Linked DNA regions of Homo sapiens: all the other regions are linked to region 3. Evidence: read pairs that join two places in POLR2A ChIA-PET (ENCODE). Cell type or tissue: Panc1. All regions are shown on one strand.

Region 1 (8,000 bases), 200 kb after region 3:
TCGAAGGTGACCCGGCGGGTGCTGGTGGTCCCACCCATGGCTCCGGTTCCTGCCCCAGCGGAGACCTAGCGCGGAACCACGAGCACTTCGGGGCCCCCGCGCCCACACGCGCATGGAAGGGCCTGGATTCTTTTCCCGCACGGCGGGAGCAAGGCCACGGCCCCTACTCACTGTTTCAATGAATTATGTACCTTGGTATCCTGGACAAGGTCCCCAATATGAAGCAACTATGTTGTCTGGGTAAGTACCCAGGGTTCATCATCTCACACCAAGAAAATTTAGGATATGGACACACATGAGGAGTTTAGGAGCAGAGGTTTAATAGGCAAGAGAAAGAGAAAGAAAGAGAAAGGAAAACAGCTCTCTCTCTAGTGAGAGAGGGGGGACTTCTGAGAGGAAAAATCCCCCTCTTTTTTTTTTTTTTTTTTTTGAGACGGAGTCCTGCTCTGTCACTCAGGCTGGAGTGCATTGGCGCAATCTCAGCTCACTGCAACCGCCACCTCCCAGGTTCAAGCGATTCTCCTGCCTCAGCCTCCTGAGTAGCTGAGTAGCAGGCAGATTACTTGAGCTCAGAAGTTCAAGATCAGCCTGGGCAACAACATGGGGAAACTCTGTCTCTACCAAAAAAAAAGTAGAGATGAGATCTTGCTATGTTGCCCAGGCTGGTCGTAAACTTGAACCAGGGAGGCAGAGGTTGCAGTGAGCCAAGATTGCACCACTGCCTTCCAGCCTGGGCGACAGAGCGAGACTCTGTCTCAAAAAAAAATTATTTCACTTTATCTCCAGTATTGGCTTACAAGTTATACCTATTTTTAAATTTTCAGTGGTTACCCTAGGACTTATAATGCATATATTTAACTTACCACAGTCTACTTTCTTTTTTTTTTTTTTTTTTTTTTTTTTGAGACGGAGTCTCGCTCTGTTGCCAAGGCTGAAGTGCAATGGTGTGATCTCGGCTCACTGCAACCTCCGCCTCCTGGATTCAAGCGATTCTTCTGCCTCAGCCTCCTGAATAGCTGGGACTACAGGCATGTGCCACTACACCCAGCTAATTTTTGTATTTTTAGTAGATACAGGGTTTCACCATATTGGTCAGGCTGGCCTCAACTCCTGACTTCGTGATCTGCCCGCCTTGGCCTCTCAAAGTGCTGGGATTACAGACATGAGCCACCGCACCTGGCCCAGAATCTACTTTCAAATAATATTAAACCATTTCCCATATATTGCAAGAACCTCACAACAATATACTTCCAGTTCCTTCCTACCAACTTTGGTACTCTTCTTAATCTTTTTCTTTTTTTTTCTTAAGATGGGGTCTCGCTAAATTACCCAGGCTGGTCTTGGACTCCCGGGCTCAAGCAGTCCTCCCACCTTGGCTTTCCAAAGTGCTGGGATTACAGGTGTGAGCCACTGCGCCTGGCCAATTATTTTTTAAAGAGATTAAAAATAAGAATAATGGGCTGGGCGTGGTGGCTCACACCTGTAACCCCAGCACTTTGGGAGGCCAAGGCGGGTGGATCATCTAAGGTCGGGAGTTTGAGATCAGCCTGACCAACGTGGTGAAACCCCGTCTCTACTAAAAATACAAAAATTAGCTGGGCGTGGTGGCGCATGCCTGTAATCCCAGCTACTCAGGAGGCTGAGGCAGGAGAATCGCTAGAACTCGGGAGGCGGAGGTTGCGGTGAGCCGAGATCGTGCCATTGCACTCCGGCCTGGGCAACAAGAGTGAAACTCCATCTCAAAATAAATAAATAAAAGAATAATGTTTTTCATCTTTACCTTGTATTTTTACCATTTTCAGTACTCTTCATTTCTTTGTGTAGATCCAAGTTCTGCCTGGTATCATATACCTTCTGCATGAGGAATCTCCTTTACCTTTTCTCATTGTAGGTCTGCTGACAATGATTTTTCCCAGCTTTTGTTTGTTGCTTGGTCAACTTTCAGCCACCCCTGCACACTTGCACCCCAGCCGAGCTCCTTCCCCATGCTCCCGCGTCTCCCACTGTGGTAGACTGCCTTTGCTTGTTCCTTGGTGCTGGGCTCCTCAGGAAGTGGGATGGGTTTCTCTGTTGTCCTGACCCAGCCTTCGTCTTAGGCAGACTCAATACATCCGGGACTTAGGCTGGAGCCTTCTCAGCATTCCTGCCCCTCCTCCATGTATTTCTGGTTATCTGCAGTGTTAGCAGTTCTCAGCTTATTATTGCTGTAGGATCCTGGGTCCCAGATGGTTTCCAGCCCCCCTGAAAAAGTAGAGGGTTTTTGCTTCTACCCTTCCCCCAGGTGCAGTGGGTCACGGAGTGAGAGTGTTTCCTACCCACCCAACACCAAAGGCAAATGAGTTTTGCTTCTACTCCTTTCTAGAAGCAATAAATCTTTGCTGAGCTGTGGCATGAGAGGGTCTGCTTTCCCTCCCGCAGACAACTTTGTCCCCTTTAAAAGCAGCTTGTGGGACTTCATGCTCATCCCTCAACTGCAGCCTACTACCTGCACACCCGTGCCACTGAGGGGGCTCTCTCTGGTCTCCTGCCCTGCCTCCAGTCTTGTGAGGACCCACTGGAGGCCCATGGAAAAGAATTTGGAGTGAGTGCCAACTCCCCTTGTGTCTAGGCCCCAGTCTGTACCAAACTGATATGCTGGCGCACACTTGGTGCTTAAAACATTTTTTAAGCTTTAGTTGACTTTCTTTTACTCACTTGAATGGCAGCCACCACATTCCCCCATGCTCTGACAAAGGTGATGCAATTTGTGTGTTCCATCACATCTGTGAGAGGCTTGTATCTCTTTGAAATTCAATTGATTTGGTTGCCTTGCAACCTTAGCTCTCTGATGAGCTCAAGAAAAATTAGGACTTCATAAATTATCTGCCTTTTCCTCATTGTTAAGGGAGGAGCAATGTTCTTTGCCACTTTCTTCATTCCAGGTGACAGTGGAAGCCTAAAATCTTTCTTGAAACTTACTTTTTATTACTGAACAACATATCTTGGATATCTTTCATGGCAATAACCAGGGATTTACATAGTGTTTCAGTACTACCTCGGCTGCAATGGGGTACCCTACATAGGAATATTTTCTTTTTTTTCTTTCTCTTTTTGAGACAGAATCTCGCTCTGTCACCCAGGCTGGAGTGCCGTGGCACGATCTCGGCTCACTGCAACCTCCGCCTCCCGGGTTCAAGAGATTCTCCTGCCTCAGCTTCCCAAGTAGCTGGGATTACAGGCACATGCTGCCACGCCCAGCTAATATTTTGTATTTTTAGTAGAGATGGGGTTTCTGCATGTTGGTCAGGCTGGTCTTGAACTCCTGACCTCAGGTGATCCGCCCACCTCGGCCTCCCAAAGTGCTGGGATTACAGGCATGAGCCACTGCTCCTGGCGGGTTTTTTTTTTTTTTTTTTTTGAGACTTTTTTTTTTCTGAGACTTTTTTTTTTGAGACAGGGTCTCCCTCTGTCACCCAGGCTGGAGTGTAGTGGTGTGGTCTCGGCTCACTGCGACCTCCGGCTCCTGGGTTCAAACAATTCTCCTGCCTCAGCCTCTGGAGCAGCTGGGACTACAGGCGTGCGCCACCATGCCCGGCTAATCTTCGTATTTTTAGTAGAGACGGGGTTTCACCATGTTGGCCAGGCTGGTCTTGAACTCCTGACCGCAGGTGATCTGCCCGCCTCGGCCTCCCAAAGTGCTGGGATTACAGGCGAGAGCCACCACTCCCGGCTAGGAATATTTTCAGAAATAATTCCCAAACCCTCAAGGATGGGTCCATCTCTTGCTGCATCCGAGCATTTGTGCCAGGCACTGTGGGGCAAAGCATTCGTCCACTCACTTCGTAAGTATTTACTGAGAGCATCCCATGCACACGTATCTACCAGGCTAGCTGCTGGAGATTCTATAGGCAGACCTGGTCGTGGCCTTCATGGGGCTCAGAGTATGGCAAAGCAGATAGTGGGGAAAAACATCACAACAGATGTGGTAAGTGTTACAAAAGGGAAGTAGAGGACACTGTGAGAGATTATGACTAGGGAACCAACCTAGCCCTGTTCAAGAAAGGCCTTCCTGGCCAGGCACGGTGGCTCATGTCTGTAATCCTAGCATTTTGGGAGGCGAAGATGGGTGGATCACTTGAGGTCAGGAGTTCGAAACCAGCCTGGCCAAATGGTGCAACCCATCTCTACTAAAAATACAAAAAAAAAAAAAAATTTAACGGGGCATGGTGGCGGGTGCCTGTAATCCCAGCTACTCGGGAGGCTGAGGCAGGAGAATTGCTTGAACCCGGGAGGCAGAGGTTGTGGTGAGCCAAGATCGCACCCCTGCACTCCAGCCTGGGTGACAGAGTGAGACTCCATCTAAAAAAAAAAAAAAGAAAGGCCTTCCTAAAGAAGAAGCATTTTAGCTGAGAGCTGCAGGATACTTAGGACTCAGCCAGGCAAAGAGAGGAAGTGTTCTAGTTATAATGGGTGCATACCAAATTTCTCCAATGCTTATTGGCATAAAACAGCCGTTTATTACAATCACGAGTTCCCTGGGTCAGGAATTCAGGCAAGACACCACAGGTGGCTTATCTCTGCACCAGTGTCTGGGGACTATCTGGAGCACTTAAAGGCAGAAACCTGGAATCATCTAAAGGTGGTGGTTGATGTCCGCTGTTGGCTAGGGGCCTCAGCTCCTCTGCACGTGGGCTTCTTTGAGTGATCGCTCCACGTGGGCCAGTTTGGGCTTCCTCAGCACAGGACTAGGTTCCAAGGGCAAACATCCCAAGAAAGAGACTCAGGCAGAAGTAGTATCACCTTTTATGACCCAACTTCAGTAGTCACTCGGCATTCTGTCTCCTGCATTCTAGTTGTTGAGGCGGTCAATAAGAGTCCCATTCCATTTCAAGGGGAGGGGAAACAAAAACAGACTCCATCTCTTGATGAGGAAGCGGCAAGATTCTGGAATAGCAGAAATATTGCCATGGCCGTTTTAGGAAAGCACAATCTACCACAGAGGGAAGAGTGTTTCAGTGTGGGAGAATGCTTCAGCAAAAATCTTCCGGTGAGAGAAGGCAGGGCCCACCCTAAGACAGAAAAGAAGCCTGGTAAGGCTAGCCAAGAGGAGACTGGTAGAAAATGAGGCTTACGAGGTCAAAAACCAACATCCTCATTCTTGGGCTGAGGAAGTGTATCATCTTAACAGCTATGGTGCCTCCCTTCTATTTAATGCTTTATAAGCGACAAAGCGATGCCTCAGTTCTTTCCTCATTTGTTTCAAACAACAGTCCTGTGAGGGACGTATGCTTAGCCCTATAAAGACGAAGAAACTAAGCATCAGTGACATGAAGTGGAAGGCAACACAGTGGGGCAGGACTACTCACAGCAATTTTAGGTGTCACATGGATAAACATTTTACATGTTAATAGTTAATGTCTCCTGGTATGATTCCATCCTGAGCGGCTGTTCTCTTGAGCAGCGTTCATTTATCTCCGTCTGCCTTCTGTCCCACCTAAGTGTGTGCCGCCACCCAATAGAAGATTCGATGGACATGGACATGAGCCCCCTGAGGCCCCAGAACTATCTTTTCGGTTGTGAACTAAAGGCTGACAAAGATGATCACTTTAAGGTGGATAATGATGAAAATGAGCACCAGTTATCTTTAAGAACGGTCAGTTTAGGGGCTGGTACAAAGGATGAATTGCACATTGTTGAAGCAGAGGCAATGAATTACAAAGGCAGTCCAATTAAAGTAACACTGGCAACTTTGAAAATGTCTGCACAGCCAACAGTTTCCCTTGGGGGCTTTGAAATAACACCACCAGTGGTCTTAAGATTTAAGTGTGGTTCAGGGCCAGTGCATATTAGTGGACAGCACTTAGTAGCTGTGGAGGAAGATGCAGAGTCAGAAGATGAAGAGGAGGAGGATGTGAAACTCTTAAGTATATCTGGAAAGCGGTCTGCCCCTGGAGGTGGTAGCAAGGTTCCACAGAAAAAAGTAAAACTTGCTGTTGATGAAGATGATGATGATGATGATGATGATGATGATGATGATTTTGATGATGAGGAAGCTGAAGAAAAAGTGCCAGTGAAGAAATCTATATGAGATACTCCAGCCAAAAATGCACACAAGTCAAATCAGAATGGAAAAGACTCAAAACCATCATCAGCACCAAGATCAAAAGGACAAGAATCCTTCAAAACACAGGAAAAAACTCCTAAAACACCAAAAGGATCTAGTTCTGTAGAAGACATTAAAGCAAAAATGCAAGCAAGTATAGAAAAAGGGGGTTCTCTTCCCAAAGTGGAAGCCGAGTTCATCAATTTTGTGAAGAATTGCTTCTGGATGACTGACCAAGAGGCTATTCAAGATCTCTGGCAGTGGAGGAAGTCTCCTTAAGAAAATAGTTTCAACAATTTGTTAAAAATTTTCCATCATATTTCATTTCTGTAACAGTTGATATCTGGCTGTCCTTTTTTTTTTTTTTTACTTTTGTTTGGCAATTGCAAAATTTATTTTATACAGAAAATATTTCACTTAATTTGAATAAAATCTTTTTTTCCATTAAAGTTTTTTTTAATTTTATTACTATTATACTTTAAGTTTTAGGGTACATGTGCACAACGTGCAGGTTTGTTACATATGTATACATGTGCCATGTTGGTGTGCTGCACCCATTACCTCGTCATTTAGCATTAGGTATATCTCCTAATGCTATCCCTCCCCCCTGCCCCCACCCCACCACAGTCCCCAGTGTGTGACGTTCCCCTTCCTGCGTCCATGTGTTCTCATTGTTCAATTCCCACCTATGAGTGAGAACATGCGGTGCTTGGTTTTTTGTCCCTGCGATAGTTTGCTGAGAATGATGGTTTCCAGCTTCATCCATGTCCCTACAAAGGACATGAACTCATCATTTTTTATTGCTGCATAGTATTCCGTGGTGTATATGTGCCAGATTTTCTTAATCCAGTTTATCATTGTTGGACATTTGGGTTGGTTCCAAGTCTTTGCTGTTGTGAATAGTGCCACAATAAACATACGTGTGCATGTGACTTTATAGCAGCATGCTGCTATAAAGTCACATGGCTGTCCTTTTTATAATGCAGAGTGAGAACTTTCCCTACCGTGTTTGATAAATGTTGTCCAGGTTCCATTGCCAAGAATGTGTTGTCCAAAATGCCTGTTTAGTTTTTAAAGATGGAACTCACCCTTTGCTTGGTTTTAAATATGTATGGAATGTTATGATAGGACATAGTAGTAGCGGTGGTCAGACATGGAAATTGTGGGAAGACAAAAATATGCCTGTGAAATAAAACTCAATATTTTAATAAAGTAAAAAAAAAAAAAAAAGTTAATGTCAGGCCAGGTGCGGTGGCTCATGCCTGTAATCCCAGTACTTTGAGAGGCCATGACGGGTGGATCACCTGAGGTCAGGAGTTCGAGATCAGCCTGGCCAACATGGTGAAACCCCATCTCAACTAAAAATACAAAAATTAGCCGGGCGTGATGGTGGGTGCCTGTAATCCCAGCTACTTAGGAGGCTGAGGCAGGAGAATCGCTTGAACCTGGGAGGCGGAGGTTGCAATGAGCTGATATTGAGCCACTGCACTCCAGCCTGGGCAACACAGCGAGACTCTGTCTCAAAAAAAACAATAACTTGTACAACTTGCGACCTGTGTCCTGTGAGCTGCATACGGCCCACAATGGCTTTGAATGCGGCCCAACACAAATTCATAAATTTTCTTAAAATATTATGAGATTTTAGGCCAGGCACGGTAGCTCATGCCTGTAATCCCAGCACTTTGGGAGGCCAAGGCAGGCGGATCACGAGGTCAGGAGTTCGAGACCAGCCTGGCCAAGATGGTGAAACCCCGTCTCTACTAAACATACAAAAAATAGCCAAGTGCAGTGGCAGGCGCCTGTAATCCCAGCTACTCGGGAGGCTGAGGCAGGAGAATCACTTGAACCCAGGGGGCAGAGATTGCAGTGAGTTGAGATCACACCACCGCATTCCAGCTTGGGTGACAGTTTTTTGTTT
Region 2 (8,000 bases), 110 kb before region 3:
ATGGCAGCACAAACTGACTAAGACAAGGCCTTTATTCCTACTAGTGCCTCTGCATAGAACAGTCCTCCCTTGGCTGGCTCCTTCTCACCATTCATGTCTCAGCTCAGATGCCACTGCTTCAGAGCAGAAGTGAGAAACTGAGGTCCAGAGAGATGAACTGACTTACCCAGACCACACGATGATTCAGTGGCAGATCCAGAATTTAAACTCATGCCTGTTTTACTCCAAAGCTCACTCACTTCACTCCCAAATATTCACTGTCGTATCACTTTAATTCCTTTGTAACACCTAACACCATCTGTAGCTCTCTTGTCTCCAAAATCTACAACGGTAACTAGCACAGAGTGGCACAAAATAAATGGGCAGGAGTTAGAACCTGCCTGTGGCTACTATCACCAGACCACGCAAGGCACCAGAGGCAGCTACCTTCAGCTGAGATGTCTGCTTCATTCTAGCCCAGCTGCTGCCCTGCTCTTCGCCTGGAACAGAAGCTCTTACCCAGCTTCCCATAATGCTCAATGAGGTCCATCTTGGAAAGGAGGTTGATGTGGGGCAGTTCCACGTGCAGCATGGTGGCCAGGGAGGTACACAGTACTGAAATGAACTTGGCAGGGTCTGTGCAGTAGTGAGAATCCACGAGGTGGACGGCAGTCAGCTGGGAGGGAATAGACAGGGTGAGAGTGGCCTGGAGAAACAGGGATCAGCATTCCCTCATGAGAATGAGGGCTTGAGGACAGAGGGGAAGCTTTCCCCATTAGTCTCCTGCCTCTGTTTCTTTCTAATAACCACCCTGGTTTCCTTCTCCCAGGAAATAGGAGTCATTTTTTTTTTCTTACAAGAGGTCTTGCACTGAGCCTCCCAGTGGGCAAGGGGTTTAAATCCCATGGCATCTGACTCCACTCTTTCATTTACTTTTGCCCACCAATTTACAACAATCTCCATGCCACTTTCGACATTAACCCCTTCCATACTTCCAAAATCGCCAAGTTGGCTACTAACACATTTTACACGTGAGGAAACTGAGGTTCAGAGTGATGAACTGACTTATCAACACCACACAGCCAGTCAGTAGCAGAGCCAGATTCTGAACTCATGCCTGTTTTACTCCAAAGCGACCCAGCCCCTACCTCCCTGTGTGACATGGGGGCGTGGCGTCTGTCCTCCCTGTCTCAGTTACTCCATCCGCAAAATGGGCCTCCCCGCCCTGAGACGCACCCTGAGGTCCCACTGCGCCATTTGGGAGAAGATGCTGCGCAAGGCGCCGTGATGCGTGCAGAGCTCCACCTGGCCTGGGCAGTCGAAGAGGAAGTAGTGGCCGCGGAGGGGGTCGAGCTTGGCACGCAGCCAGTCCAGGTTGGCTTCCAGGTACTCCATGCAGTAGAGCAGGCCGCCGTTGGGCCCCAGGCGCAGCGCGTCCATCACGTCGCCCAGCCCCACCAGCTCGCCCACGTCCACGGCACACTCGTACGGCAGCCCCTCGTTGGCCGGGTCCAGGTTCACCACCGCCACGCGCCGGCCCAGCGCGCGCAGGAACTCACTCATGCCCAGGCAGTACGTGGTCTTCCCTGAGCCCGGCGGGCCGATCACCGCCTGCCCGAAGGCCGTGGTCGGAGCGGCCCCTGCCATTGGCGGCCCGCGGCCCGGAGCAGGTCAACTCACAGGGAAAACGGGGCAGGTAGCCGCGCCGGAGACGAGACTGAGGGCGAGGGTCCCAGTACGTATACCTCGTTGGCGGCCAGCGTCACTCGCCTCAGGCGGAACAGCTGAGACCGTGTCGCGCAAAAGGAGATAACAGGCCGATACTAACTAGACTAACTCGACTTCCGGACAGCGTCGGAAACGGCGAGCCAACGAGAGGAAGTCCCGCCCTCACGGCGGGGACGAAGCTAGACGCCGAGGGGCGGGCGGCGCAGCCGCATTTCTCTCGCGGGTAGTGGGTCGAATGTGGGGTCTTTGCGGGAAAATCGCTCTCGGAATTTCTCTAACCTTCAGACTCGAATTAGAAAAGTAAGGGAGCTCCAGTAGTAAACGTCTTTATTCTTCCGTGACGTCGCACACCCAAGCCACCTCCCGCGGACTCTCCGCTGGCAGTCCCACCCAGTGAGGGTAGAGGCGGTGGAGGGCCCACCCAAGGCCGGCTCTTCCAAGCACCACAAATCCTCTCCTCGCCCAGGTCCCTTTCCCCCTTTCTGGCCTTCGTGGGGACACCTTCAGAGTCCCCAAGGAAGGCTGTGCTGATAGCCTCACTCAACCCAGCTTTTCAAAGTTCTGCAGGAGGCAAAGGGCAAGCCCAGAGATTAGGGTTAGAGACCAAAGACAAGCGGTCGTTACCCCTAATATCCAAGGGGAGGGGACGGGAGGGGGCTTTTTGTAAAAATGCCCCTGAGGTATAGAACCGGCAGGCAGGCAGGCTCGGAACAAAACACCCTGAACCAGCCACGAAGACTGCTGCTCCCAGACTCCTTTCTGCTTCAGTGGTAGATGAGGCCAGGGCAGAGGGTTTTCATCATGTAGCTATGAAAGGAAGCCCCCAACCCGGTCAGTCAGGCAATGAGGGGCTGTCTGAAGCACAACTGGAACCCCTCACAAAGGCCATGTCTGTCCGAAACTTCATGCTGGTGGGTGGCTGGCGGCGGAGCAGTGACTCCGTCTGGTCTTGGGGTAGAGGCTCATCATAGATGGTGGAGATGAGCCCCAAGCCATTTCTACGGGGCCTCTTCAGTTGCCCAAATGGCTGTAGCTTCTCTCCATGGTACCTGGATAAAAACGGGCTCTCAGTGAGAAGGCTGCTCTCAAACTCCAGTTAAAGGGGTTGGGAGAGGACGGGGAAGTAGTTACTACATATCTGGTTTGTCCAAAGACAGAGGCTTTAAATCTGGGTCTTTGTTCTCCAGCCCTCTTATCTATCCATTGACAGTGCCAGCAAGAAGGGGCCTCATATAAAATTTTCATTCTGTCACTACAGACTTCCTAATAGTAACCATCAAGTCCAAACTCCTCCAACAAAGGGTATGAATGATCTTGTTAAGCCTTAGGGCTTACTCTTTAAAAAAAAAAAAAAAGTCAGATTTACTTTATTTATTTATTTATTTCTGAGATGGGGTCTCACTATGTCACCCAGGCTGGATTGTAATGGCGTGATCTCGGCTCACTGCAACCTCCACCTCCTGGGTTCAAGCGATTCTCCTGCCTCAGCCTCCAGAGTAGCTGGGACTACAGGCGCATGCCACCATGCCCAGCTAATTTTTTTTTTTTGTGACAGAGTCTTGCTCTGTCACCCAGGCTAGAGTGCAGTGGCGCCATCTTGGCTCACTGCAACCTCTGCCTCCTGGGTTCAAGCGATTTTCCTGCCTCAGCCTCCTGAGTAGCTGGGATTACAGGCACCCACTACCGTGCCCAGCTAATTTTTTGTATTTTTAGTAGACACAGGGTTTCACCATCTTGATCAGGCTGGTCTGAAACTCCTGACCTCGTGATCCACCCGCCTCAGCCTCCCAAAGTGCTAGGATTACAGGCATGAGCCACTGCGCCCGGCTAATTTTTGTATTTTTAGTAGAGACGGGGATTTCACCATGTTGGCCAGGCTGGTCTCTAACTCCTGACCTCAAATGATCTGCCCACCTGGGCCTCCCAAAGTGTTGGGATTACAGGCGTGAGCTACCACGCCCGGACTTTTTATTTTTCTAACAGAGACAGTCTCATATGTTGCCCGGCTGGTTTCAAACTGGGCTCAAGGAATCCTACCACTTCAGCCTCCCAAAGCGCTAGGATTACAGGCTTGAGCCACCGTGCCTGGCCCAGATCCACTTTTTCCTCTTAACTGTTTTGAATTTCATCCCGCACGAGTACCCAGCAGCCATGCCAAAACCAGTGGGAAGAGGGAAACCAGGGCATAGCTGAAAGGCTTGGGCCCCCAGGGAAGTCCCTCAGTCACACTTACCCCAATCCACGCTTGCATCTGGGGTGTTGGCCATCACTATCCAGGGCCTCAGGCACCCCTGAGCACCTGCAGCCCAGGCCCTGGCCCTCAGCCCAGCCCTGCCGCTCCATCACCTTCCGCCCAATGCCCTGCAGAGTGAAGGGACAAGACTCAAGAAATGGGGCTCCTGCTGGGAGCAGGGAGAATGGGGATGGGAGAAGGAATTAAAGTAGAGAAGGAAAAGAGAGGGGTCCATGGGGTGGGCACAGTGCTAACTCACCTTGGTGTGGCGCTCAAAGGTGCCCACCTGGCGTTCGATCACAGAGCCATCTTCCTGTCCATCTCGGAGTCTCTGTTCCAGACGCATTTGGACAGAGTCTCGGGCATCCTTGTCTCCACCATCTGAGGAAACAGAGCTCAGTTTATGGAAGCGTCCCTCTCAAAGAAGGGGGAAGAATCAGGTTTCTAGGACCCCCTCGTAAGATTGACTTATTCATTTTAATAGTGTTCTGTATCTCTCTCATTAGACTGGGAGCTCCCCAAAAGTAGGAACCATGGCTCTCCCCAATCATACAGATGAGAAGATTGTGGTGCAGAAAAGTAACAGAGCCAACAAATGACAGAGAGAGGATTAGAACCCAGGTCTTCCCTCCCCTACTTGGCTATTTCCCCCACCCGGGTCATTTCCTCTTCTAAAATCTAAACCCTTACTAGAGCCTGAGCTTCTGACCAGCCCACCCTACCAGGGCCTGACCATCAGACCTAGAGCCCCTAAGGGCTATCTATCCCTCCTCCTCCTCCAAGAAAGGATGAAGGCTCTGTCCAAAACTAGCACTTAATGTACACAACCAAAGATGTTTTAAGAGGAACCCTCTCAGTGGGCTACCCCAAGGGAACGGGAACGGTACCCTGTCTCAGCCTTTGCTAGCTCTGGTAAAGTGTCACTGCAAGGCCAGGGCACCTGTTTCACCTCCAGTATTGCCACTCCTTGCCCAGTACCTCTGTCATAGTACACACTCATGTCCACATCCCAGTCATCGGCTGTCTGTTCATCAAAATCTGTAGGGACAGAAAAGCATCCAACAGAGTACATTAAGGACTCTCAGTTCTATTAAGAGTTAAACCTAGAGTTTTTTTGGCTTTTTTTTTTTTTTTTTTTTTGAGACAGAATCTCATTCTGGAGTGCAGTGGCATGACCTTGGCTCACTCCAACCTCTGCCTCCCGGGTTCAAGTGATTCTCCTGCCTCAGCCTCCCAAGTAGCTGGGACTACAGGTGCATGCCACCATACCCAGCTAATTTTTGTATTTTTCATAGAGACGAGGTTTCACCATGTTGGCCAGGACGGTCTCGATCTCTTGACCTCGTGATCTGCCCACCTCAGCCTCCCAAAGTGCTGGGATTACAGGCGTGAGCCACTGCACCCAGCGGGGCATTTGTTTGTTTTAGAGAAGGTCTCACTCTGTCCCCCAGGCTGGAGTAAAGTGGTGGAATCATAGCTCACTGCAACCTTGAACTCCTGGGCTCAAGTGATCCTCCTGCCTCAGTCTCTTAAGTAGTTCGGACTACAGGCATGAGCCATTGCACCCAGCTTGTTTGTATTTTAAGATCCTTCCTCTGGGAGGGTTATTCAGAATTTGTTGGGGGCGGGGCGGGGGGCATTTTCTCTCCATCTCACTGATCCCCACTCTTAAAAAGGATGATTGGTCTCTCGTATACAATAGAGGTCAGCCTGTTCCCTAGCCTTTTGTTTGGGCTCACCACTACAGAATCTACCGTGTGGAACAGGGAACCCCAAAAGAATGCAGCAGGGGTCACCCCTGCCTTTGCCTGGGTACCAGCATTACCTCCTTCTTCCTCCTGCCAGAACTGGGCATCAGTATAAAACACCAGGCCAGAGCCACCCTTCTCCCACTTGAGCTCAATCTCCTCCTCAAAGAGCTGCTCAGTGGTCCGCTCCTGCCCGGTCACGTCCTCATGCAGCGCTTCATGCCGTTCCCATTCCTCACCCCGGTCATCGTCCTAAAAGGCAGGGAGAGGTGATTTGCCTGAGCTTCCTGACCTCATGCCCCGAGGGAGGGAAGCTCAGGGCACAGGAGGCATGTGTGGCTAGCCTCAGCGCCATTCCTTCAGATTTCTCCAAGAAGCAGCACATATTTGGCCCCTGACCAACACGTCTCCAGCCCGATAATTCTCAACAGTTTGCTCCTGTCCCCACAAGCCTGACTCACCTCTGCGCGTTTGGCCATGTTGTTCCCTGCCTGAAATACCCACTTTCCTCTCCCACACCCTTCTCTTCTCCACTTGATTAAATCCTCCTCATCCCTCAAGTCATACAGCCTACATGAAGCCCCCCACATTTAGGCCCACAGCTCTCATACCAGTCTCTGAACTCCCAATGCTAATCAGTACACACTGGTTAGGCCTTTTTATGTCATATCACAAAGAAAGAATGGACAATAATGCTTATTGTCTCTGGTGTGTCAGGCCCTTCCCATAGCTTAGCTCCTTTAACCACTGCAACAACCCTATGAGATAAGTACCATTATTCCCATTCTACAGATGACAAAACCTAGGTTCAGGGGAGTAAAAAGTTCTTTGTCCAAAAGAGTACACTGAGGGAGCAGCAGAGCCAGCAATGCAAACCCGGGTGGCCACATCCAGGTGCAGCATCTCCAGATGCTGGTTCTTTCTCTTCAGGGAGATTTTAGGCTCTTTGAGGGCAGGAAATGGGTCTTAGAATGCCTTTGGAATCCTACACTAGCCCTTGGCTTGACGGGACTTGTGGAATGATACAATGACTCCTAGCTTGAAACCCTGTAGGCCTTCAAGTGCTGAAGAAAAGTCAGGATGGGGCCAGACGCAGTGGCTCACGCCTGTAATCCCAGCACTTTGGGAGGCCAAGGTGGGAGGATCCCTTGAGCTCAGAGGTTCAAGACCAGTCTAGGCAACAAGTCAAAACCCTATCTCTACAAAAAATACAAAAATTAGCCAAGTGTGGTGATGTGTGAGTGTAGTCCTAGCTACTAGGGAAGCTGAGGTGAGGATGGCTTGAGCCCAGGGAGTTGGAGGTTGCAGTGAGCTGAGATTGCACTACTGCATTCCAGCCAGGACAATAGAACCAGAGCCTGCTTAAAAAAAAAAAAAAAAAAAAAGGAAAGGAAGGAAGGAAGGGGAGAGAAGAGGAGAGGGGAAGTCAGGATGGTACCACACTAGGGATGTGGTCCAGATGTCTTAGCAATCTTGGCTGGGAGCTTTTTTTTTTTTGAGACAGAGTCTCACTCTATCGCCCAGGCTGGAGTGCAGTGGTGCGATCTCAGCTCACTGCAACCTCCACCTCCTGGCTTCAAGTGATTCTCCTGCCTCAGCCTCCCAGTAGCTAGGACTACAGGCACCACGCCTGGCTAATTTTTGTATTTTTAGTAAAGGTGGGGTTTCACCATGTTGGCCAGGCTGGTCTCGAACTCCTGACCTCAAATGATCCACCCATCTTGGCCTCCCAAAGTGCTGGGATTACAGGTGTGAGCCACTGCACCCAGCTGGCTGGAAGCTTTGAAACATGGGTGAATTACTTTTTACCCGGAGTACACATTTTTAAAAAAGTTTTCCCAACAAATCACACCTTACTTGATTTTATGGATGTGCAACCAAGTTTGGAGAAAGGAACCAAAGAAATGTCTATGTCACTAATGAAGTGAGAGTGGAGGCTACTGTTCAATCTGCTGACTCTAGGTCAGAAAATAGAGATGACTGTTCAGCCACATTATGACAGCACGCACAGGTTAGAGAAGAAGCAAGAACTGGGTTCATATCCCAGCTCTACCTCTATTTCCTGAGATGATCTTAGACAAGTCACTGCACATGTTTTGGTCAGCACATTTTCATCTATGAAAATGAACTCTCCTTATCTGGTCTTTCATGTGGAATTTTTTTTTTTTTTCTCAGCTCACTGCAACCTCCGCCTCCTGGGTTCAAGAGCTTCTGTGCCCGGCTGGAAATAATTTTTAAAAAAGAAAAAATGGGCCTGGCGCAGTGGGTCATGCCTGTAATCCCAGCACTTTGGCAGGCCGAGGCAGGTGGGT
Region 3 (8,000 bases):
CCTTGCTGCCTTTCCTCTGTGTCTATTATGGCTCTTTAAGTTGACGGTTCCTGGAGCAGCTTGTATTTAGTTTCGTTTGGCAGTCTGGCCCTGTTGACTTTGATTTGCAGACCAATTCTCCCTTGACCTGACTCACAGCCGCCTGCTCTTACCCCCCTCCTCAGGAAGTCTTCCTCATTAAAGGATGTGATGACGGAGCTCAGGGATGAGAATGCACATGTGAGACTGTGTGACACCAAGGAGGGTTGTGCGAACTGGTGACAACATGGCAGCACCATGGCCTGTGGGGGTTGTGTGACTAGTGTGACTGTGCTGGCGACCATATGGACCTGTTTTGTCAGTCGGTGTCTAAGCAGGAGATGGCACACTCAAACTGGGAAGTGTTTTAAACATAGGCTATTCTGGCCTGGCATGGTGGATCACACCTGTAATCCCAGCACTTTGGGAGGCTGAGGCAGGAGGGTTGCTTGAGCTCAGGAGTTCGAGACCAGCCTGGGAGATCCCTGCTCTATAAAAATGAAAAAATTAGCCAGGTGGGGTGGCACATGCCTGTGGTACCAGCTACTTAGGAGGCTGAGGTGGGAGGATTGCTTGAGCCCAGGAGGTCAAGGCTGCACTGAGCTGTGATCCTACCACTGTGCGCTCCAGCCTGGGCAACAGAACAAGACCCTATCTCAAGAAATAAAACAGACTATTTCCAAAGGCGTGGGCTGGGCTTAAGAAACTAACAAGGGGCTGGGTTTGGTGGCTCACATTTGTAATCCCAGTACTTTGGGAGGCCGAGGCAGGCAGATCACCTGAGGTCAGGAGTTTGAGACCAGTGTGGCCAACATGGCGAAACCCCATCCTATTAAAAATACAAAAATTAGCCAGGCGTTGTTGTGTGCACCTGTAGTCCAAGCTCCTTGGGAGGCTGAGGCATGAGAGTGGCTTGAACCTGGGAGGCGGAGGTTGCAGTGAGCTGAGATCGCGTCACTGCATGCCAGCCTGGGTGAGTGCTCTCCCCCCTCCACCCAAAAAAAAAAATGTAATGGGATGGTTCAGCAATCTGGGGCCAGCAACAGTGAGAAGCCTTTGCAACTCCTGAGTCTGAGGGTGAGGAGAGGTCACTGTGTGGAGTGGGGCCCCTGACAAGAACCGTGACCTTTGGTTGAGAGATGTGGCCAACCATGGCAACCTGGTAGAGAGGGAACAAAGAGAATAAATATCTACTCCTCCCTTAAGTCTCCTTAAGACGCTGGGATGTCTCATTGGCAACCCAACAGGAAGCCGGGGAACAAGGGAGCCATTGATGCAGTCCACAGATGCCAGCCCCCAGGGAACAGAGCAGAAGTGTGGCGAGTGAAAGCGGAAGGGCAGCATATCATGTAACTGTCTGAGGCTATGCCTTGTTCCTCAAAGTCCACAGCAACGCTCCTTCCCCATCCGGAGCTCCCACAACCCTCGGGTCTGAAGGGGTGGGTGGACTGTTGCTTGGAGAGCACAGTAAGGTTGGAAGGTAGAGGACAGGGCTTTTCCCTCTCAGCCTTTGCATTGCTGGCTCTGAGTCCCAGTTCCTGATTCCTGCCTGTCCTGGTGTCTTAGGTAGCTGCAGGAACTGTCCACAGGAGGAACCATGTCAGCCACTGAGTCGGTGTTTTTCTCACACTCAGAAACGCTGCACCACTCCCAAACAAAACCACAGGCGTGCTGCTGCCATCATGAGCCCTGGACAGTCATCACAAGCCATAATTACTGTCACATGTATATCAAGAAAACATACATCTTGGCCAGGTGTGGTGGCTCACGCCTGTAATCCCAGCACTTTGGGAGGCCGAGGTGGGCAGATCACGAGGTCAAGAGTTCGAGACCAGCCTGACCAACATGGTGAAACCCCGTCTCTACTAAAAATACAAAAATTAGCTGGGCATGGTGGTGGGTGCCTGTAATCCCAGCTACTCAGGAGGCTGAGGCAGGAGAATCGCTTGAACACGGGAGGCAGAGGTTACAGTGAGCTGAGATCGCACCGCTGCACTCCAGCCTGGGCGACAGAGCGAGACTCCGTCTCAGAAAAAGAAAAAAAAAATGTACATCTTGCCACACTGCTACACTGTGCCATAGTCACATATAAAATGACAAATGTCACAGTAATGTCAAATTATGCCTTGTCACATACGTACAGGAGACAACTGTCACAATCATGTGAAATCACAGTGCAGGAGCAGGATGGAACAGAGGTTAACAGCAATGGCTCTGGATCCAGACAAACCTCTTTGACCTCTCTGGTCTCAGTTTCTGTCTGCCAAATGGAAATGCTTTCTTTCCCCTTGTGGAGTTGTTGCAAGGATGATTTGGGAGATCATGATTGGGAAGACCTCAGCATAGTGCCTGCTGGAGTGAAGCCCACCAGGAATGGTGGCTGCTACTGTGAATAACTGTCTCACACGCCCCCACTGCCTCAGGCCCATGCGTGTGTGCAGTACCAGCACCTGGACGAGGCCTGCCAGACACCCTCAGGTACATGTGCCACAGTGCATGCACATTCACAGGCAAGCTCTCTGCCTGGAATGCTCTTTCTCTAAACATCTTCATGCCCACCTCCCACCACCTTTATGTCTTTGTTCAATCAAATATCACCTTTCAATGAGTTGCACCTGACTTTTTTTTTTTTTTTTTTTTGAGATGGAGTCTCGCTCTGTTGTCCAGGCTGGAGTGCAGTGGTATGATCTCAGCTCACTGCAACCTCTGCCTCCCAGGTTCAAGCGATTCTCCTGCCTCAGCCTCCCGACCAGCTGGAATTACAGGCACACGCCACCATACCCAGCTAATTTTTGTATTTTTAGTAGAGATGGGGTTTCACCATGTTGGCCAGGTTGATTTTGAACTACTGACCTCAAGTGATCTGCCCACCTCAGCCTCCCAAAGTGCTGGGATTACAGGCATGAGCCACTGCGCCAGGCTCCTGACTTATTTTTCAATTTTCAAAACCCAGCATTTCCAGTCCCTTACCCTGCTATATTTTTACATATCACTGATCATCTAAGACCATACGGTTCGGTTTATTTTCTATCTACTCCGTTAGAATGTAGTCTTCACAAGGACAGGGATTTTGTCTTTTGTTTGCTGATGTATTCCCAGCACCCAGAACGGTGTCTGGCACATGGTGGCTGAATGCAGTGTATACACACATGTACCAAATGGGTTTCTCGCTTTTTCAGCCCTTAACTAAACAAGCACATCCAGGTGAACTCCACCCCCCAGCCCAAAAAGGTAAGTCTGTTGTGTTTACACTGTGAGCCTCTCATGCCAAGGCTGAAATAGCCAACTCAGGAGGTGAGACAAACTTAGTCCTTCCCATGACCATAGTTGGGTGGTCACAGCTGGGATGGGGGTGGGAGCTGGTTTTAGTCACCAAGCAAAGAAAGCCTTTCTGTTCACTTTCCAGCCATTTTGAGCCCAGCAGCACAAGGGACTCAGAGCAGGTGAGGTGGCTGGACTCACCCTGGTGACCTGGGGCCTCCTCTGCAGCATTGTTTTTTCCACCCTGGCCAGAACCATCAAAGTCACCACTTCAGAGGCCCCTAATGAGGCTGAATATGTTAAGGGCTTTGCAATCCCTGGATCAAAGAGTCTGGGCAAACAGCAGGCAGCGTCCAGGCCCATGACTGACTGGCTGATACTCTGAGGGCGCAGCATGCTAGGAACTTGCGGCTGACACTCCTAGACAGCCTGGCATGGCCCCATGTGGGTTTGGGAAGGGGAGACCCTCCCCATCCAGGGGATCTGATTAGAGCGAGCCAGAGCACACCCATCAGTGCTCGGGGCAAGGGAAGGAGCTGGAGGACTGAGGGAGCCTCTCCCAAATAGAGGCCCTACCTGGGCTCAGGCTTAGGGGGAACCCTACAAGTTCCCCAGTCTCAGCCACCTTTACTGGAGGGGCCTCCAGTCCAGATTCACCCAGCCTGTTCTCTAGCTGCTCCCTTGGAAGAGACGGGGTAGACAGAGCTGGGAACAAGTACCCCTGAGCACCAGAGTCTGAGTCTAGGCCCAGAGCTATTTGGATTCCAGGTAGAAAACATAAAAATATTTACTCCTTAACAAGAGCCCTAGACCTGCTAAGGCAACGTGCAGGTCACACATGTAGACAGCAGCTCTTAATATACAGCTGGTCAGGCTGCGGCTGGGGTTGGGAGAAGGAGGGGCAGTCCCCCAGCCATAGCCCAGGCTTCAAACCCCGCCCCCGCAAATGCTCCCTTCCACAGTACAAGCCAGACTCCAACTGGGGGAGGCAGCTGCAACCCCCACTGCTACGGAAGGTCCTTCTTTCCCCAGAGGAAGCATGGCACTAAGGTTCAGTGTAGACCGTCTTTATTGGCAGGTGTTAAGAGTGCAAAATATCAACAAACCCAGGGGAATACGCAAGGGGGTGGGAGTATGGCTCCCCTACCCCATGTGAGAGCCCTGTAACCAAGCCAGTGGGGTGGGAACGTTGACTTGACTGTGGCAAATTCAGGCTCAGCACCTTCCAAAGAACAAGCTCCCAGGCAGGAGGGCTCCTTGCAACACAAGGGGGAAAGGAGTGGCACCCTGGAAGGGGCCTGGGCTGCGACCCACCCTGGGCTGCTTGGCTCCTGTATACTGCCCACCTCAACCCCTCAAGAGGAAGGCTTCACAGCTGGGGGTATGTAGTTCAGAGAACCGGGCTAAACCCAGCCCTCCCCAAACCCAGGTATCTGCCTCGGGCCTCAGTTTCCCTCCTCCCAGTGATTACCCAAGTTGGCCCATCAGGCCCTGTAGTGGCCCAGCCTGATCCAAAGTGACAAGTCCCTGTAACATACCATGTATCAGTCAGTGTGTGGGCTGCAGGCCCTCCAAAGCTGCTGGGATCACCACAGGCTGGCCTTAGTCAAAAAGACCCTCTTAGACCATGGGAATCAATCCAAGGTGCTGGGCATTAAGGCTACCACCCCAAACTTGCTTTGTCTCCTGAAGGAAATTGACTTCCAAGACAAATGGCGCCTGCACCCCACCGGCATGCTGGTCCAAAAGTGTGATGCAATAACCAAAGGGTCCTCCTGCTGAGAGCCCCAGGCTGGCATTAAGCCCACAGGGGCCTCGTGCTCGGGAAAGTCTGGTCTGTTCAATCAAAGGCCCAACCCTGCAGTGCTGGGCCTCCTGGCACATTCTGCGCCTCTGGTCATGTCCTCCACACACTCTTGGAGGCCCCACCCCACCCCGTGAGGCCCAGTCCCTTCCCTTCTGGCCAGGGTCTGAGTCAGTTACAAGGCAGCCAGGTGGGATAGGCGTGAGCCAGGAGAGGTTGCACGGGGGTCACGTAGTAATTGACAGTGGCTGGCACAACCCCGTCAGTGCCTGGAGGGCGCCAGGCCAGGGCGGCAGTGGCAGCTGGGCCCTGCTCAGCCAGTGCCTGCAGCGCCAGTGCGGCAATGAGGTCCAGCGTCTGGCGGCGCTCGTGGTTCATGAGGCACACGGTGCTCTCGTTGACCACCCGGTGCAGTGTCACCAGGCAGGCGTAACGGCGGGCTGCATCTGCCCCACCGAAGTGGGCCTCCAGGTAGCGCTCTAGGGTGCGCCGCTGCTCCACCAGGTCTGGAAAGTCGATGAAGAAGCGGGAGCACATGTAGCGCTGCAGGGCGCGCACATCGGTGCTGGGCCGGGGCCGGAAGCCCCGCACCAGGAGGTGGCAGTACTTGAGGAGGCCACCACCTCGGATCTCCTCGGGACTGCGCGTGGCGATGACACGGTGCCGCAGGTGCTCCAGGGCCTCGGTGAAGTCCCCGTACAGGCTTTCGCCTGTGACCGTTGGGTGGAAGGCCTCAGACATGGGAGTGGACGAGCACTGGCCAAAGAGCAACAGGGAGTCCAGGATGATCTGGAAGGAGTCTATGCTGAATTCAAACTGGCGTCTCACCGAGTCCACAAACTTGAGCTCCACGTTCTTGCCGCTCTTGTTGGACAGTGAGATGAGGCTCCAGCGGTCCGAGTCTGTGCACACTTTCACCAGCTTCTGCACGTATGCCTCCTTGAGTGTCAGTGGCGTGATCTTGGCCCGGCTCACACCGGCCGGCAGGAAGTCTAGTAGGCAGGCCAGCACCACTGCCTTGGTCAGCTGGAAGGATGCCTCACTGCGCAGGTCCACCCGGAACACCAGGTCCAGATCCTTGTAGCCCAGGCCACTCTCAGGGTGCAGCACGTGGCTGGCAGCTGAACCATGCAGCCGCACACTGTGCACATGTAGTCCCTGCTCCTCCAGGGTGCTGCGGACCACCTGCAGGGGAGAGCAGGAAGGAGAGGTGTCAGGAGCGGGCCTCAGGGGTCCACCAAGGACTTCCGTTTACTTATCACGGTAACTTCAACCACTATTGGCCCCTAACCAGCTGTTATGCCTTTGGAAAATCATTTAACTTTTTTTTTTATTGGGTGGGGGTGGGGGGGTTGGGGGGGAGTCATTTAACTCTTTAAACCTAATCTGAGAATGGCCCATCTGGAGGAATGACTCAGGAAGAATAGCAATGATAATAGCACACATCTGCATAGAATTTACTAAACAGCAGGTCACTTAATCCTCACAATAACCCTGTGAGGTGGATACTATTATTCACACTTTACAGATGCAAAAATGGAAGTACAGAGGGGCCAAGTAACTAGCTCAAAGGCAAACAGCTGGTGAATGCAGAGCTGGGAATAAAACTCCGAGTCCAAGTCTTTTTTTTTTTTTTTGAGATGGAGTCTCACTTTGCCACTCAGGTTGGAGTGCAGTGGCGTGATCTCGACTCACTGCAACCTCCGTCCCCCGAGTTCAAGTGATTCTCCTGCCTCAGCCTCCCGAGTAGTTGGGATTACAGGGGCCTGCCACTGTGCCCGGCTAATTTTTGTATTTTTAGTAGAGACAGGGTTTCACCATCTTGGCCAGGCTGGTCTTTAACTCCTGACCTCGTGATCCACACACCTCCCAAAGTGCTGGGATTATAGGCGTGAGCCACCGCGCTCGGTGGTTTAAGTCTTAACCGTGCTATTCTACCTCTCAAACTGCTAGTAAAACAGTTCTGTATCAGGCACTGTGCTAACTGCTCAAACGTGTTGGGAATATGGTTAGCAGTTCACATTCATGACCACATTAACCCTCCCCATAATCCTACATTTGAGTATTATTTTGACTGATAGATGGAGGACCTCAGGTGCAGAGAGGTAAAGTCAAGGTCACAGAGCGGTCAGGCTGAGACCAGAACCCAGGTTAGTTGGGATTCTCAAGTTCACCTATGTCCTTTTGACTACAATGCACTCATCCTAACTCATCCTTACAAGGACCCAGTGAGGCAAAAATTATATACTTTTTTTGCTCTCGGATGAGGAAACTGAGGCTTACAGTGGTGAAACAGCTAAGGCTCAGTGAAAACTCTCAGCCTTCAGACAGTCCCCAGGCCTGATGGCACAGGACAGATAAACCTATAAGTGGTCCCTCCGCTGAGGTACCAGGTAGGGAGAAGAGTGAAGCTGGGGGTTGGGGACATTCAGTTTTCTCAGTAACCCAAAGTTGTCCTGAAAGTGACCAGGCAGCATTCCTGTCCTGAGTGATTCTGCAACCCTGCCTTGCTGCCAAGTCAGCACCCAGCTCCAGACCAGGCTGTTCTCCTTGCCTCCCAGGGAATTACTACAAAGAATGCACCTAAGTGCTGAGAAGGCAAGCTGTGGTGGGGCAATCAGAGGCGGGCGGCGCCCTCCAGGAAGACTTCCGGGAGGAGCAACTTTACCAGGGGAAGATATTGTCATGGCAATGGGAGGGTAAGCAACTGGCCACAAGGAACACGGAGAATGGGGCGTAAGCAGCTGGCCATCAGGAACACAGAGGGTGGCAGAAGGAGGCTAGGCATCTAATGAGTGCCGAGCACTGGACCTTGTTGCCAGAATCTATGGGGACAGGTGTCTTTTTTTTTTTGAGTCTGAGTCTGTCATCCAGGCTGGAGTGCAGTGGTGCAGTCTCAGCTCACTGCAACCTCCGC

What was found. ChIA-PET counts read pairs that join two places held together with the same protein. Peaks named below come from ENCODE experiments on the same cell type or tissue, not always from the same donor. Only the 100,000 strongest peaks of a DNase experiment are listed, where the experiment ranks them.
Region 1: POLR2A ChIA-PET joins it to region 3 with 10 read pairs; 6 of 35 experiments call an interaction of 5 or more read pairs at or near these places.
Region 2: POLR2A ChIA-PET joins it to region 3 with 21 read pairs; 13 of 35 experiments call an interaction of 5 or more read pairs at or near these places.

What each region holds. Positions count from the first base shown.
Region 1 is chr1:27,201,436-27,209,435 of GRCh38, forward strand. It overlaps the pseudogene CHCHD3P3 and the pseudogene NPM1P39. Among named protein-coding and RNA genes, the nearest start is that of WDTC1-DT, 29 kb to the right of the region's middle. In Panc1, no CTCF peak of the experiment used is centred here; no DNase peak of the experiment used is centred here.
Region 2 is chr1:26,888,471-26,896,470 of GRCh38, forward strand. It overlaps GPN2 (GPN-loop GTPase 2), which reads right to left and starts at 1,813. Exons shown (of 5, transcript NM_018066.4): 1 at 1,216-1,813; 2 at 499-655. The coding sequence starts at 1,626. GPATCH3 (G-patch domain containing 3) reads right to left here. Exons shown (of 7, transcript NM_022078.3): 3 at 5,766-5,940; 4 at 4,919-4,978; 5 at 4,200-4,321; 6 at 3,941-4,068; 7 at 2,018-2,756. The coding sequence ends at 2,540. RefSeq lists enhancers at 974-1,851, 1,207-1,376, 1,887-2,156. In Panc1, no CTCF peak of the experiment used is centred here; a DNase peak (open chromatin) is centred at 1,828; H3K4me3 peaks cover 2,269 bases; H3K27ac peaks cover 2,823 bases.
Region 3 is chr1:27,000,690-27,008,689 of GRCh38, forward strand. TRNP1 (TMF1 regulated nuclear protein 1) reads left to right here. Exons shown (of 2, transcript NM_001013642.3): 2 at 1-197. It overlaps TENT5B (terminal nucleotidyltransferase 5B), which reads right to left. Exons shown (of 2, transcript NM_052943.4): 2 at 4,331-6,268. The coding sequence ends at 5,255. Among named protein-coding and RNA genes, the nearest start is that of TENT5B, 8.2 kb to the right of the region's middle. RefSeq lists enhancers at 1,107-1,710, 1,428-1,587, 3,138-3,782, 5,071-5,714, 5,715-6,358 and 2 more. In Panc1, no CTCF peak of the experiment used is centred here; no DNase peak of the experiment used is centred here; H3K27ac peaks cover 3,126 bases.